Linked DNA regions of Homo sapiens: region 2 is linked to region 1. The links are chromatin contacts, found by Hi-C or POLR2A ChIA-PET in ENCODE. All regions are on one chromosome and are shown on one strand. Each heading gives the region's core, a stretch centred on a gene start or an enhancer-like site at or near the end of the contact. The rest is flanking DNA. Distances are from core to core; before and after follow the strand shown. Region 1 has its middle 18 kb from the start of MIR1587. Region 2 overlaps LINC03099 (long intergenic non-protein coding RNA 3099).

Region 1 (6,181 bases), core at 1,487-3,986:
AAGAGGTGATTAAGTTAAAATGAGGCCATTAGGGTGGGCTTAATCCAATACAACTGGTGTCCCTAGAAGAAAATGTGGACCCACGAGAGACACTGGCAGGGTATACGCATAGAGGAAAGACCGTGTGAAGACACAGCAATAAGGTGGCCGTGTGCAAGCCAAGGAGAGAGGCCTCAGGGGAAACCAAACCTTGATCTTGGACTTCCAGCCATCAGAACTGTGAGAACATAAATATCCGTTGTTTAAGCCACTCAGCTTGTGGTCTTCTGTTGCAGCAGCCTGAGGAGACTGATACATTCGTCCTGCATCCCTGTGACAGAATCTTCCTTTAGGTGAGGTGACCAAGGTGGGCCCAGGCCTCCAGAAGTCACTTCCTAATTACCTAGGAAGGGGAGGGAGAACCTCTCCCCATCCTGTCCTGGCAGCACAGAAGGCTGCTTTGATTTGATTAACTGATGGTCACCCACGGGACCCTGGACTTGCCAGTGAAGGGTCAGCTCAGGATAGGCAGGAGGCTGGCACAAAGTGTCAGCCTCTCTGGGAGCAGGCGAACACCAGGCAGCCCTCAGCCTGGCCCCAGAGGGGTTGTGGTCTGTGGGTGTCCCCAGGCCTTGTCTGACTCACACAGCTCCCTAAATGTCCCAGGTCTGCCCCTGGGGGTGTGCAGTTTGGCTCCAGCTCTGTCAACACTCTGGACTTGATGTAGGTACTGAGTGACTGGAAAAGCAGCCCTGACTGCAGCCACCCAAAGCCCAGCCCACTCCTGGGTGCAGGGCGGGCAGCCCTTCCTCCTCCCTGGACTCTGTTTCCACCACACATGAATCCTGGGCCTGCCTGGCCCCGACGCATTTTTTATTTTGCTATCTATATTCTTTCCATTGTCCTGATGTAAATAATTTAAACTGACATAGAAAGAAAGGGCAGGCCTTGCTACAAAATGGAGGCTGTCAACTCCCCGAACCTCCATTTCTTTTCGCCTCCTGTGCTCATCTCTTCCCTGTTCTGTTCGATTTGCCTCGTTCTAGAACCTTTCTCTAGTGCTCTCTTGTTTTTTTGTTTTTTTTTTTTTTTTTTTTGAGAAAGAGTCTCACTGTGTCGCCCAGGCTGGAGTGCAGTGGCGTGACCTCGGTTCACCGCAACCTCTGCCTCACGGGTTCAAGCGATTCTCCTGCCTTAGCCTCCCGAGTAGCTGGGATTACAGGCACACGCCACTATACCTGGCTAATTTTCATATTTTTAGTAGAGACAGGGTTTCACCATGCTGGGCAGGCTGGTCTCAAACTCCTGACCTCAGGTGATCCGCCCACCTCGGCCTCCCAAAGTGCTGGGATTACAGGCATGAGCCACCGTGCCCGGCCTCTAGTGCTCTCTAGCTCCACACACATGCATGCATGCACATGAACACGCCACACACGTGCACACACACACCCTTCTCCCCCTCCCCCCAGGTGTCAGTGAGCAGAGTGTGTGTGACATTGTGTGTCTGTCTCTGGGATACAGTTTCTCTCTCTTGGTGTGAATTGCCTGTCTCGTCTGCATTTCTCATTCTGTTTCTCATCTCCCTACTTTCCTTTGCCTCTCTCTGCTGTTTGCATATGTGAGGGAAAGAGCTGCTTCATTTGTGAAGTGGCCTTATTCCATGGCCTCATTATGCAATCACACAGCATGGAGCTCTCTTGGGGGTTAAGTGGGGAAGGCAGAAGACAGGGCCAGGGAGAATTCATCATCTTTCCCCCGGAAAGCTGTGCATTTTCAGAAGATATAAGGGACAAGTTTGGGGTTCACAGACCCTCAGGGGCTTTTGTGCGTCACCTGGACCTTCTGTGATCGGTACATGGAGCTGCAGCTGGCCACTGGCATTGTCTGGAGAGCAGCCCTGGCCTCTCTCAGCCTTGAACCAGGAAGCAGGCTTTATTTGTCAGGAGAGGGCATAGCCAGGATTTCCTGAAGGTTCTGGCCTCCAGCCTGCAACCCGGCACTGTCCAATAGAAATATAATGCAAGCCACAAATGTGAGCCACATATGTATTAATAATTTTAATGTTCGAGAAGCCACATTAAAAAGGTAAAAAGGAACAGGTGAAATTGACTTAATCATATATTTTGATCAACCCGATGTATCTAAAATATTATCATTTCAATATGAAACCAGGAAAAAATTATTGACAAGGTATTTGACATTCTTTTCTTGAAACTAAATCTTCAAAGTCTGGTGTGCATTCTATGCTGACAGAGGATCTCAATTTGGCCGGGCCACATTTCAAGTGTTCAGTAGAAACATGTGGCTAGTGGCCCCTGTCCTGGACAGCACAGGCCCAGCCTACCAAGCCTGAGGTCTGGAAGTTCTGTTTCGGCTGTCTAAATGGCAGCAATACAAGCGCGTCCTCAGTGTGTATGTCTGATGGGAAGACGACGAGGTGATGTGCGGGAAGTTCACTGAGCCATTATTCTCCCATTACCATCATTAGCAGTAATCATCATGAATGCACTGGCATGGCCCACGTCCGGCCCTGTTGCTGCTTGCTTCCAGTTCACGCGGCATTCTGTGCCGGGGAATTGCTGACCCAGATTCTGTTTTGCTGGGGGGGCAGAGGGAGCTGAGGGTGCAGTTTCCAGGTGCTCTAGGCCTGCCTCCCAGCTGAGACCCCACCTACTAGGTGTGTGCTCCTCCCCTTTCTTTAGGTACCAGGCACCCCTCCAGCTTCTATATATAGCACTCTGTGGCGACAGCTGGCTATCTGATGACTCATCAGTCACCGTGGGCGTCTCCGGATGGAACCCTGAACATTTATTCAGAGGGTGCTTTTGCCAGTTTCTGAACGACTCCTAGTAAGTCCTGCCTTTTGGGGATTGTTTTAACCCCATGGAGATTGGGGGTTTGAAGACTCAGTGGGTTCCTGTCTGAAGGCCTCTGGGGGCTTAAAAAGTCCAGTGGGGCTTTGGGGAACTGGCTCCAGGTAAGCCTGTGAACGCAGAGGAATGCATTCTCAAACTGAGGGCTTGAGTGGTCTCTCCTTGGTCATCTGTCCATCTAAGTACCTGGCTGGCCCCAGATTGCCCCTGGAAGTGGGGCTTGGGAGATGTTAGCTCCTTTCAGGAGCTGCAGGGCTCCTCCCATGTATTTTCTGTGGGGCATCAAAGACCCAGGGCTGGCTTTGGAGCTGGGTTTAATGTAGGCTGCTCTGCTCACCAACTCCACCATCCTGGGCAAGTCCCTTCTGCTCTCTGGGTTTCCGTTTCCTCCTCTGTGCAATGCAGTCAATACCATTGTGGCCGTCTGGTTCTGAGGGTTGGAGGAGGTGCCGTCTGTAACAACTGTTATTACTGTGCAGCCCAGGGGCCCCATCACTTCGGTTTTCTCAGAAGCAGCTTCTGAGACGCGGATTCGTGTGGAAGCAATTTATTAAGGAAGTGCTCCCAAGAAACACGGAAGGGTATGGAAGGGCAGGACCAAGAAGGGGAGGAAGCCAGTTTCAGACAAAGTCCCTCTGCAGAAGGGTCTTAGTCCATCCAGGCTGCTGTAACACGGTACCACACGCGGGGGGGCTGATAAACCACAGACACGTACTTCTCATGGTTCTGGAGGCTGAGAGGCCGAGATCAGGGTACCAGCACGGTCGGGTTTGGGGGAGGGCCCTCTTCTGGGCTGTAGATTGCCAACTTTTCCTTGTGCCCTCACATGGCAGAGACAGGGAGAGAGAGCTCTCTGGGGTCGCTTTTTATAAGGGCACTGACCCCCTTCATGAGGGCTCCATCCTCATGACCTCATGACCTCCCAAAGGAGGAGCTCTGGAGGGCAAGTGTCAACTCAGAGCCTGTCCTGACTCCAGGCAAGAGCACTGTACCTGCATGCTCCCTTGCACCAGCTAGGAGCTACCGTGAGTGTGGGGATTGAAACTCCTGGGTACTTCTGGCTCTGAGGGGGATGTGCCCCGGGCGGGCCTGCAAAGAGTCCCAGGCACAGGCTGTGGGAATTAGGAGAGGGGAAGCTATATGGGGTGGGGGAAGGAGCCCGAGGGGATGTGGGTGAAGCATCTAGAGTGTCCCCACCACCCCTTTGCTTATCTGTCCTCCCACCAGAGGGGGCCAGGCCAGCACCCCTGTATGGATGGGACTGGGGCCGGGGAAGGAGGCTGGAGTCAGGAGGAGAGGCACCACCCAGGCCTTACTCTTCATATGGGTGGAACCATCCCATGAACAAGTGGGATGAGGAAGCCTGAGGAGCTTTTGGCCAAGCTTAGCCTCTGGGGGTGCCCAACACTGGGCACGGATAGGGCTGGGGCACAGACCCAATATTCCAGTACCTCCAAGTCTTTTGTCCGGCACCCAGGCTAGGGGCCCTGAAGATGCTTCACTGTCCAGCGGGATGGGGTTGGGGAAATATTTTTGTTCTCTTCAGCTCAGTAGCCTTCTTCCTTCCTTTCATCACCTTGTCTAAGACTGGCCGGGTCTTTTCTCAAGGTCACCCCAGGAACCAGGGTTCCTTGGGTTCTGTCGCCAGCTCTGGGCACCTCTCCACCATGGGCCACCTGGCTCTTTCATTTTCTTACTTCCAACTTCCACCTTCTCTTCTGCAGCATTGAGCTGCTTTTCTCAGCCTCTCTGGACTTAAAGCAACTTGGCCCAAAGGCTGCCAGTTGCCCTTTCTCAACCCTCCAATGCTTCTGTGCCCTCTACCAGGGATGGGGCTGTGGAATCCAGAGCACACCCGGTTGCCTTCCCTAAATTTCCATTCACCAGCAAAGATGAGTTTATTTTCCACTGTCAGGAATTCAGAGTTTGAATGATTTTACCACTGCTCTGTTCTTGGTGCAGCTGGGATTCTATTTATCACTGGGTTAGGAATTTCACTTCCTGCCTTTTCCATCCCAGAAGAATTCTCTCCCCTCCCCTCCCTTCCTCTTCTCTCTTTCCCCCTTCTCTCCTTTCCTCTTTTCCCTTCTCCTCTGCCTGCTTTTCCATCCCTCTCCCCTTCTCCTCTCCTTCCCCACCCTCCTCTTCCCCCCTTTCCATTTTGTTCCCCTTCTCCATTCTCTCCCTTTTTTCTTCCCCCCTCTCCCCTGCCCTTTTCTGTCTCCTCTCCTTTCTCCCCTTCCCTTTTTCTCTCTTCCCCCTCCTCTCCCTCTCCCGCCCCTCCCCCACATACTGTTTTGCTGTCCTCAGGGTGACGGTGACTTAGGCCAGCCCTGGGGATGGGTGGGAGAGCAGCTGAGAATCCAAAGGCAGGAGAGTGCACAAAAAAGAGATATGTCGACAAGTGGCTAGGGACCATGTTCCTGCTTTAGCTACGCACTGTGTCAAGCGCTGAAAGTCACTACACAGGCAGTCATTATTATGATTTTTACCTTACAAAAAATGCTTCACCCAGGGCATGGCATCTACTTGGTATTCAGTAGCAGTCAAATTGGAAAAAGGAGGCTTTCAAAGAGTCATTAAGACAAACACTGTTTGAAAATTATACAGAAATTCTATTTAGCTATTTGAAAATGAAAGAGTATTATACTGTCTTTGTAAAAATGCTTTTTTTCCAGTTGCTCACTGATTTTTTTCCCCCCAGTTGCGGTGGCTGATTAGTGTTTTCGTAGCGTCTCTTCCAGTTCACCGCAGACCTGCTGTTCCGTGGAGTCTGGTGTTGCAAAGCTTGTTGCAAAGCTTGTGCTGAGGAACTGCGAGGGGTCTCTGGGAATCTCTCTCAGGTTGCCGGGACCAGAGAGCCATGTGTCTGGCTAATGTGACCATCCCTCAACAAGGGTACTGCTCACTGGATTTCTCTACACAGACTCCCCTCCTGAGGAACTGACTAGGCATGAAAGATCTCCCCCAAGAATTGTTTAGTGACAGCTTAAGCTAGGCTAGCCTCTCTGCCTCACTAAGCTCAGCTGAGGTCAGAGTGGTGGGGTGTGACGCCCGCAACTCCGGGCAGTTAACTCACACAAAGGGAAAACTCTCTCCCCACCTTGCCTACCTGCCTCCCTGCCTGTGGGCAATTTTGCCAATGTTTTCCATTAGTCACAAAGGAGAGGGGCAGGTGGGGGCAGGGTGGTCAGTGGGGACAATCATTACACAGGAAGAAAACCAAAACCATATTACTATCTAAGGCACTGTGCTAAGTGCTGGCATTAGGGTTGCATTTGGTGAAAATCCACATATAACACAGAAAAATCTATGAACCATCTAGAAAT
Region 2 (6,496 bases), core at 2,375-4,874, 410 kb before region 1:
CCAAAGAGGCCTGGCCTGGTCTTTCTGGAGCCTGCTGTGCCCTGGGACCTGGTCACTAAAAGCAGGTGTAACAGATTAAAGCTGCTGTGTCCCCTGAGGGGGTGAGCCCTGCCTTCTGAAGCACAATTTACACTGTGAAACCACGAGTTGAGGGGAGCGGGAGGGGGCACATTTCCTCTTTAAAAATGCTCAAAGTCTTTCAGCTGATGCTCAGAGCAGGGCTGGCCTAGGCAAGGGTTTGAAGTAGGAAAGGTCACTATTTGTCTTTTTTTTTTTTCTCCTTGAGACAGAGTTTCGCTCTGTCGCCCAAGCTGGAGTGCAATGGGGTGATCTCGGCTCACTGCAGCCTCCACCTCCTGAATTCAAGCAAGTCTCCTGCCTCAGCCTCCCAAGTAGCTGGGATCACAGGTGTGGGCGTGCACCACCACACCTGGCTAATTTTTGTATTTTTAGTACACCATGTTGGCCAGGCTGGTCTTGAACTCCTGACCTCAAGTGATCCACCCGCCTTGGCCTCCCAAAGTGCTGGGATTACAGGTTTGAGCCACTGCGCTCAGCCACTACTTGTCATTTATGCTCTATTCCCATCCCAGCCACCCACCCCTGCTTCTCCTGTCCCACAGCCTGGCCTCCTTGTGTCTCCAGCCTGGGATCGCTGCCTGTCTCTGCCCCAGACTATCCCTTACTCCTCCTATCAAAATGCTATCAGGTGGAGAGCAGTGGTTCATGCCTGTAATCCCAATACTTTGGGAGGCCGAGATGGGAGGATCACTTGAGCTCAGGAGTTTGAGACCACCTTGGGTCTCTACAAAAAAAAAAAATTATTTTAATTATCCAGGCATGGTGGAATGCACCTGTAGTCCCAGTTATTCTGCCCATATGGGTTGCATCTTCCATTTGAGAGCCTCTCACCCTAAGTCTCACAGTCACCAGTACCCTGGCTTCCAGGACAAACCTGGATGATTTCCCCCCAGGCTTAAAGGAAGACTAGAGACTTAAAGGAAGCTGGACTTTTATGAAAAACTCATTGTGGGTGGGGGGCCCAGAGACTTAAAGGAAGCTGGACTTTTATGAAAAACTCATTGTGGGTGGGGGGCCAAAAATTAACTAGGCATGAAGAACCTGGGAGATACCAGATTATTCTGGCTCACTAGGGCTTTACACTTATCTGGCCACAGCTGGGACATACTCCCTTCTCCCTGGACCGTGCAGTCTGGGCCCACCTCACCCCCAGTGTGGGCCACCTATTATGATGCCCCCCAAAATGGTGTCAATTCAAGAGTACCTGCTTCTCTAGGGTCTAGGCTTTGGGGGCCCAACTTATCACAACTTGAAGTTACTGTTTTAAAATTTATCTTATTTATTTGTTAATTGTGTCATCTGTTAACATGTTATAGCTCCATAGGACAATCACTGGCGGTCTTATTTACTGTTAAAGCACCAGCCCTAGCCCAGTAGTTGGAATATTTTGATTGCATGTATGGGTGGATAGCTGAGATGGATGCAAGGATGGAGGGATGGATGGATGGATGAACGGATGGGTGGATGGGTGGATGGGTGGATGGGTGGGTGGATGGATTGGCCCCCACATAGTACCAAGGTACTTCTCCTGTAAATACCACAAACCTAGACCAGCAGTTCTCAAACCTTTAGGTCTTGGGACTCCTTGACTTTTTTATTTATTATTGAGGACTCCAAAATGCTTTTGGTTATATTGGTCTTGTCAGTATTTCCCACATTAAAAATGAAAAAAGGAACATTTTTAATATTTATATATTAATTGATCTAAAAATAACAATTATGAATATATTACATGTGTGGTGGGCAGCCTCTAAGATGGTGCCCAGTAATTCCCACCTTCTGTCACCCACACCCTTGAGTAATTCCCTCCCCTTGAACGCTAGCTGGACTTACAGACTCACTCCTAATAGATCTATTGTCCTATAGGGATGTGGCTTCCAAAATTGGATTACAAAAAGACTGTGCCTTCTGTCTTGGGTGCCCTCTTTTCTCTCTCTAGGAGGAGCCAGCTGCCTTGTCACGAGGCAGCCCTGTGGAGAGGGCCTCGTGGCAAGAAACCCAGGCCTGCCAGCAGCCACATGAGTGAGTCTGGAGGTGGATCTTTCCCCGGCTGAGCTTTGAGATGCTCCTACCCCTGGAACACACCCTGATTAGTCTCCTAAGAGACCCTGAGCCAGAACCACCCAGCTAAGCTGCTCCCAGATTCCTGACCCACAGAAACTGTGTGAGATAATAAATGTCTGTTGTTTTCAGCCACTAAGTTTTGGGGGTAACTTGTTACACAGCAATGGATAAAATACATGGTAACATCGATAGCACAATTTTATTAAAAAATAACCGTATTTTCCAAAACAAACAAAAAAGTTTAGGGAGAAAAGTGGCATCGTTTTTACATTTTTGCAAACCTCTTTAATATCTGGCTTAATTGAAAACAGCTGCTTCCTCATAGGGGCTTGGGCATCCAATGCGTTGTGATACATTGTTTTGGTTGAAGAAAATCCAGCCTAATGGAGCTTTGCAGTTAGAAAAGGACAGTCTGAAAAGGGCTCAGGGAACCACAGGGATCCTCAGACCACACTTTGGGAACTGCTGACCTAGACAATCATAGACCCCAAAAGATTCTAATTCTAGGGCCCTCACTTCCCAATCTTGGTTTCCTGTTTGGGACCTTTGCCATTTCTCCAGGTGCCCAAGTGACTTAGTGGTGATGGAGGCCACCCAGGAGGTCTGGTCCCCTGCCAAAAAGGATAAGTCCTCTGAGGCCTAAAAGCAGAAGACACTGATGAACTAACCCTCAGTCTTGGCTGTGTCATGCCCAAGATGTCACACAGAGGGGAAAGGATGCCTCTGACATCCAAGGTGAAGGTTGAGGCATCTGGAGTCGGGGAGGGCAGGGGAGCTTGTTCTCTGCGCATTGACAGCTTCCGGGACACTGGGGTTTGCCAGATCCATGGGGATTTCCCCCTCTCCTTCCCTTTCCTGCGCGTGTCCCACTACCCCCAACCCCCGTGAAGTTTAGGGCCTGTTTTCAGCCGGAGCCGGTCTAATTTTCGCTGCCTAGTTGGTCAGAGAAACGCACGCAGCTGTAGCAAAGCATAAAAATAGCTTCCTCCGTGACCAATTTCTTCCCACTTCCCTTTCTCTCTCTCCATGCTCGCCTCCCCGTCCCCACCTTCTGTGGAAGCAGGAAGGTCCCTGGAGGGTGCCAGCACTATTGAGACATGCCATGCGCCCCAGCTTCCCTCCCAAACAACACATGTTCCTGATTCTATTTTGCCCTGGTCCCCCGCAGGCTCGCACAGGCTTCCCTGGGGACCGGGCGTTGTCAGATGGGTCCCCGCGGGCCCAGTGTCCGTCCACCTCGTTGGGCAGACTTCCTCTCCCGCGCACAGCCCCCCAGACATCTGCACGCCGAGTGCTCGCCAGCGGCACTGGGATCTGGGGTCCCAGCCTAGCCCGGAGCCAGCCAAAGGCCTGCCCGCGAGGGATCCGGATCTTCTGGCACCTTAGAGGTTAAATGGGAAGCCTCCAGCTGGAAGGAAAAAACGCCCCGGTGCTATGCGCGGAGGCTCCAGGCGGTGTCCCCAGCGTCCCGGGCTTCCTCTGCGCCGGGCGGCTGCGCGTCCCGGATGCGTCCGCGGCAGAAGATGGAATCCGAAAGTGGGCATTCGTCTTTCTAGTTTGGAAGCAGGGGAAGACAATCAAACCTGCAGCAGCTCAGCTCCCCAACGCGAAGGTCTAGCCAGCCTTGGGCAGGGGAGCGTTTCTAGAAATGTCTACACCCGGAGCCACCGGCGGGAACCAGGAGGGCGGGGTATGGCCCGCACCTGCCCTGCCTCTCTTCCCTGAGCCTTTGGGACCATGCGGGAGAGAGGACAGGCCACCTATCGTATTTCAGGAGTGGCTTGTAGGGTCCAAGGGCCGTTTGCCTCCCTCTACTGCAGTTTGGAAACAGAATAAACCGCCCCAGCAAAACCCGGCGAACTTGTCCAAACCACACAAAAGTTCAAACCACACAAACTCCAACTGGGCACCGACGCAGGACTGGCTTTATCTGTCCGCAGAGGGCTTTGCTCTGCCTCGCAATTGATTAGGGCTCCTGAAAACCACTGAAACAGTTTATCTCACCCACCCAGCCTCAAGCCCCCTGATGGGCTGGAGTGGAGCCTGGATTGTTCTGGCAGCCAACCCCAGACCAGCTTCCACCCAGCTTGGCGGCCCCCTGGGCCACCTGCCTGGTTCCTCACTCCACAGAGGGTCCCCATTTTGTGGCAGAAAATCGAATGACAGCAAGAGGGTGAGATGGGAAGATGAGGGAGTTGGATCTATGAGGGGAGAGAAGCATTCTGTCCACTGAACAGGGTGGGGGGGGCTTTCCAAGATCCCCCCTTTACTTTCACACCCTTTCTCCAGTTCTGTTCCTCTCCTTTCACGGCACCCAGCGCCCTTCTGCACGGGTGGCCCAGTCCTCCAAGCCCAGCCTTGTCTTTTGAACTTCTCCCCAAGCAACCTGTCCCTGTACAATTTACATCCTCTCAGTTGTTTTCTCTCGAAACTCTTAACTCAGGCGGCCAATGCCATGGCCATGAGAACATTCTTCACCACAGAAAGCAAGATCCTTTGTCAGCCTGTTCTTCATGGGAGGGGAAGGGAAGGTTTTGTAAATATCAAGTGGAGATTAACTGGGGGAGGAGTCAGGAATTAAACAACGTGCTTTTTTTTTTTTTTTTTTGAGACAGAGTCTTGCTTTGTCACCCAGGCTGGAGTGCAGTGGCACCATCTCTGCTCACTGCAACTTCCGCTTCCCGAGTTTAAGCGATTCTCCTGCCTCAGCCTCCCAAGTAGCTGAGATTAGAGGTGCACGCCACCACGCCCAGCTAAATTTTTTTGGGGGGGGCGGGGACGGAGTCTCGCTCTGTTGCCCAGGCTGGAGTACAGTGGCGCAATCCCTGCAACCTCCGCCTGCCGGGTTCAAGCAATTCTCTTGCCTCAGCCTTCTGAGTAGCTGGGACTACAGGCGCATGACACCACCCCTGCTAATTTTTGTATTTTTAGTATAGACAGGGTTTCACCATGTTGGCCAGGCTGGTCTCGAACTCTTGGCCTCAAGTAATCTGCCTGCCTCTGCCTCCTAAAGTGCTGGGATTATAGGTGTGAGCCATCGCACCCAGCTAATTTTTGTATTTTTAGTAGAGACGGGGTTTCACCATGTTGGCCAGGCTGGTCTGGAACTCCTGACCTCAAGTGATCCACCCACCTCGGCCTCCCAAAGTACTGGGATTACAGGCATGAGCTACCACGCCCAGCCTAAACAGTGCACTTCAACACGAACTAGTAACGATCATGGTGGAGCACAGTCACAGACGGGGGAGGATCTCTGGCAGCTGACCTTCTGGGCTCACACCAGGAAGCCTGTCACCTTTCCCAGCTGCCTGTGCCATGCCTGTGGTGCCAGTCATTGCTCTAATGGTAGGCAGGGAGGCAGAACTCCCCCTGAATAAGTACAAGGACCTGATGAGCCTTTGAAAGCAGGCGACCCACTCAATCTGAATTCTTTCAGGTTGTTTCCTGCCCCAACAACTGTATGTAAAACAACTGGCTGAGAGCTTGTACAAATTAGGGTGGCTTGTCACAGGGTTTCTATCACATTTAGTCACCTCTGAAAAAAGAGACCCGTTTTTGTAAAACACCTAGCAGACCGGGCGCCGTGGCTCACGCCTGTAATCCCAGCACTTTGGGAGGCCGAGGCGGGCAGATCACGAGGTCAGGAGATTGAGACCATCCTGGCTAGTACAGTGAAACCCAGTCTCTACTAAAAATACAAAAAATTAGCCGGGCGTGGTGGTGGGCGCTTGTAGTCCCAGCTACTCGGGAGGCTGAGGCAGGAGAATGGCCTAAACCCAGGAGGTGGAGCTTGCAGTGAGCCGAGATAGTGCCACTGCACTCCAGCCTGGGCGACAGAGCGAGACTCCGCCTCAAAAAGAAAAAAGAAAAAGAAAAACACCTAGCATACATAAAGGGCTTTACCATCTCATTTCATTCCATCAATGAGCAAATGGGGGTTACCCTGACAGCAGTTGGAGTTCAATTGCAGGGAAGAGAGAACCTCTCCAGCTATTTTAAGCAAGAAGAGATTTAACACAGGAAATTAGGTGCTGACAAAATTATTGGAAGGGTGCAGGAGGAGCAGTCTCTGGACTCCCAAAACAACACCACTGAACTGGTCTGCCAAGACTACTGCCATCTCTGCCACCATCAGGAAGGTGAGGCGTGAGGGAGCCTGCCTCTAGAAATGTAGATTTCCAGAGTGCACTACCATAGCTGCGATCCAAGGATCAGGAAGCCACTGCCACCACAACCCCTCTCAACACCCACAAAGCCGGTAACTGAGCAAACACTAGAATGTTGTTACACACACACACACACACACACACACACACACACACACACCTCTAGCAGGTACAGCCAGACTTCA

What was found. A loop is a pair of places that touch in the nucleus more often than their neighbours do. ChIA-PET counts read pairs that join two places held with the same protein, here RNA polymerase II (POLR2A). Pooled maps may share reads with other maps.
Region 2: a loop to region 1 is called in a map with no recorded cell type, with 10 times the contacts of the local background. The contact joins two enhancer-like sites. A Hi-C loop is called at or near these places in 2 of 168 maps with a recorded cell type or tissue (endothelial cell of hepatic sinusoid and natural killer cell), 2 of 37 single-sample maps with no recorded cell type and 8 of 50 pooled maps. POLR2A ChIA-PET finds 5 or more read pairs at or near these places in 1 of 52 experiments (naive thymus-derived CD8-positive, alpha-beta T cell).

Annotation. Positions count from the first base shown.
Region 1 is chrX:39,852,411-39,858,591 of GRCh38, reverse strand. No RefSeq gene overlaps it. Among named protein-coding and RNA genes, the nearest start is that of MIR1587, 18 kb to the right of the region's middle. RefSeq lists enhancers at 163-663, 2,765-2,844, 3,115-3,234, 4,983-5,277. Within about 2 kb of position 2,736, at least 10 of the 41 ENCODE cell types and tissues checked have a DNase peak (open chromatin) inside an H3K27ac peak, as active enhancers do.
Region 2 is chrX:40,264,304-40,270,799 of GRCh38, reverse strand. The region is part of intron 1 of LINC03099 (long intergenic non-protein coding RNA 3099); the gene reads right to left. Among named protein-coding and RNA genes, the nearest start is that of LINC03099, 4.6 kb to the right of the region's middle. RefSeq lists enhancers at 2,790-2,839, 2,870-2,969. Within about 2 kb of position 3,624, at least 26 of the 41 ENCODE cell types and tissues checked have a DNase peak (open chromatin) inside an H3K27ac peak, as active enhancers do.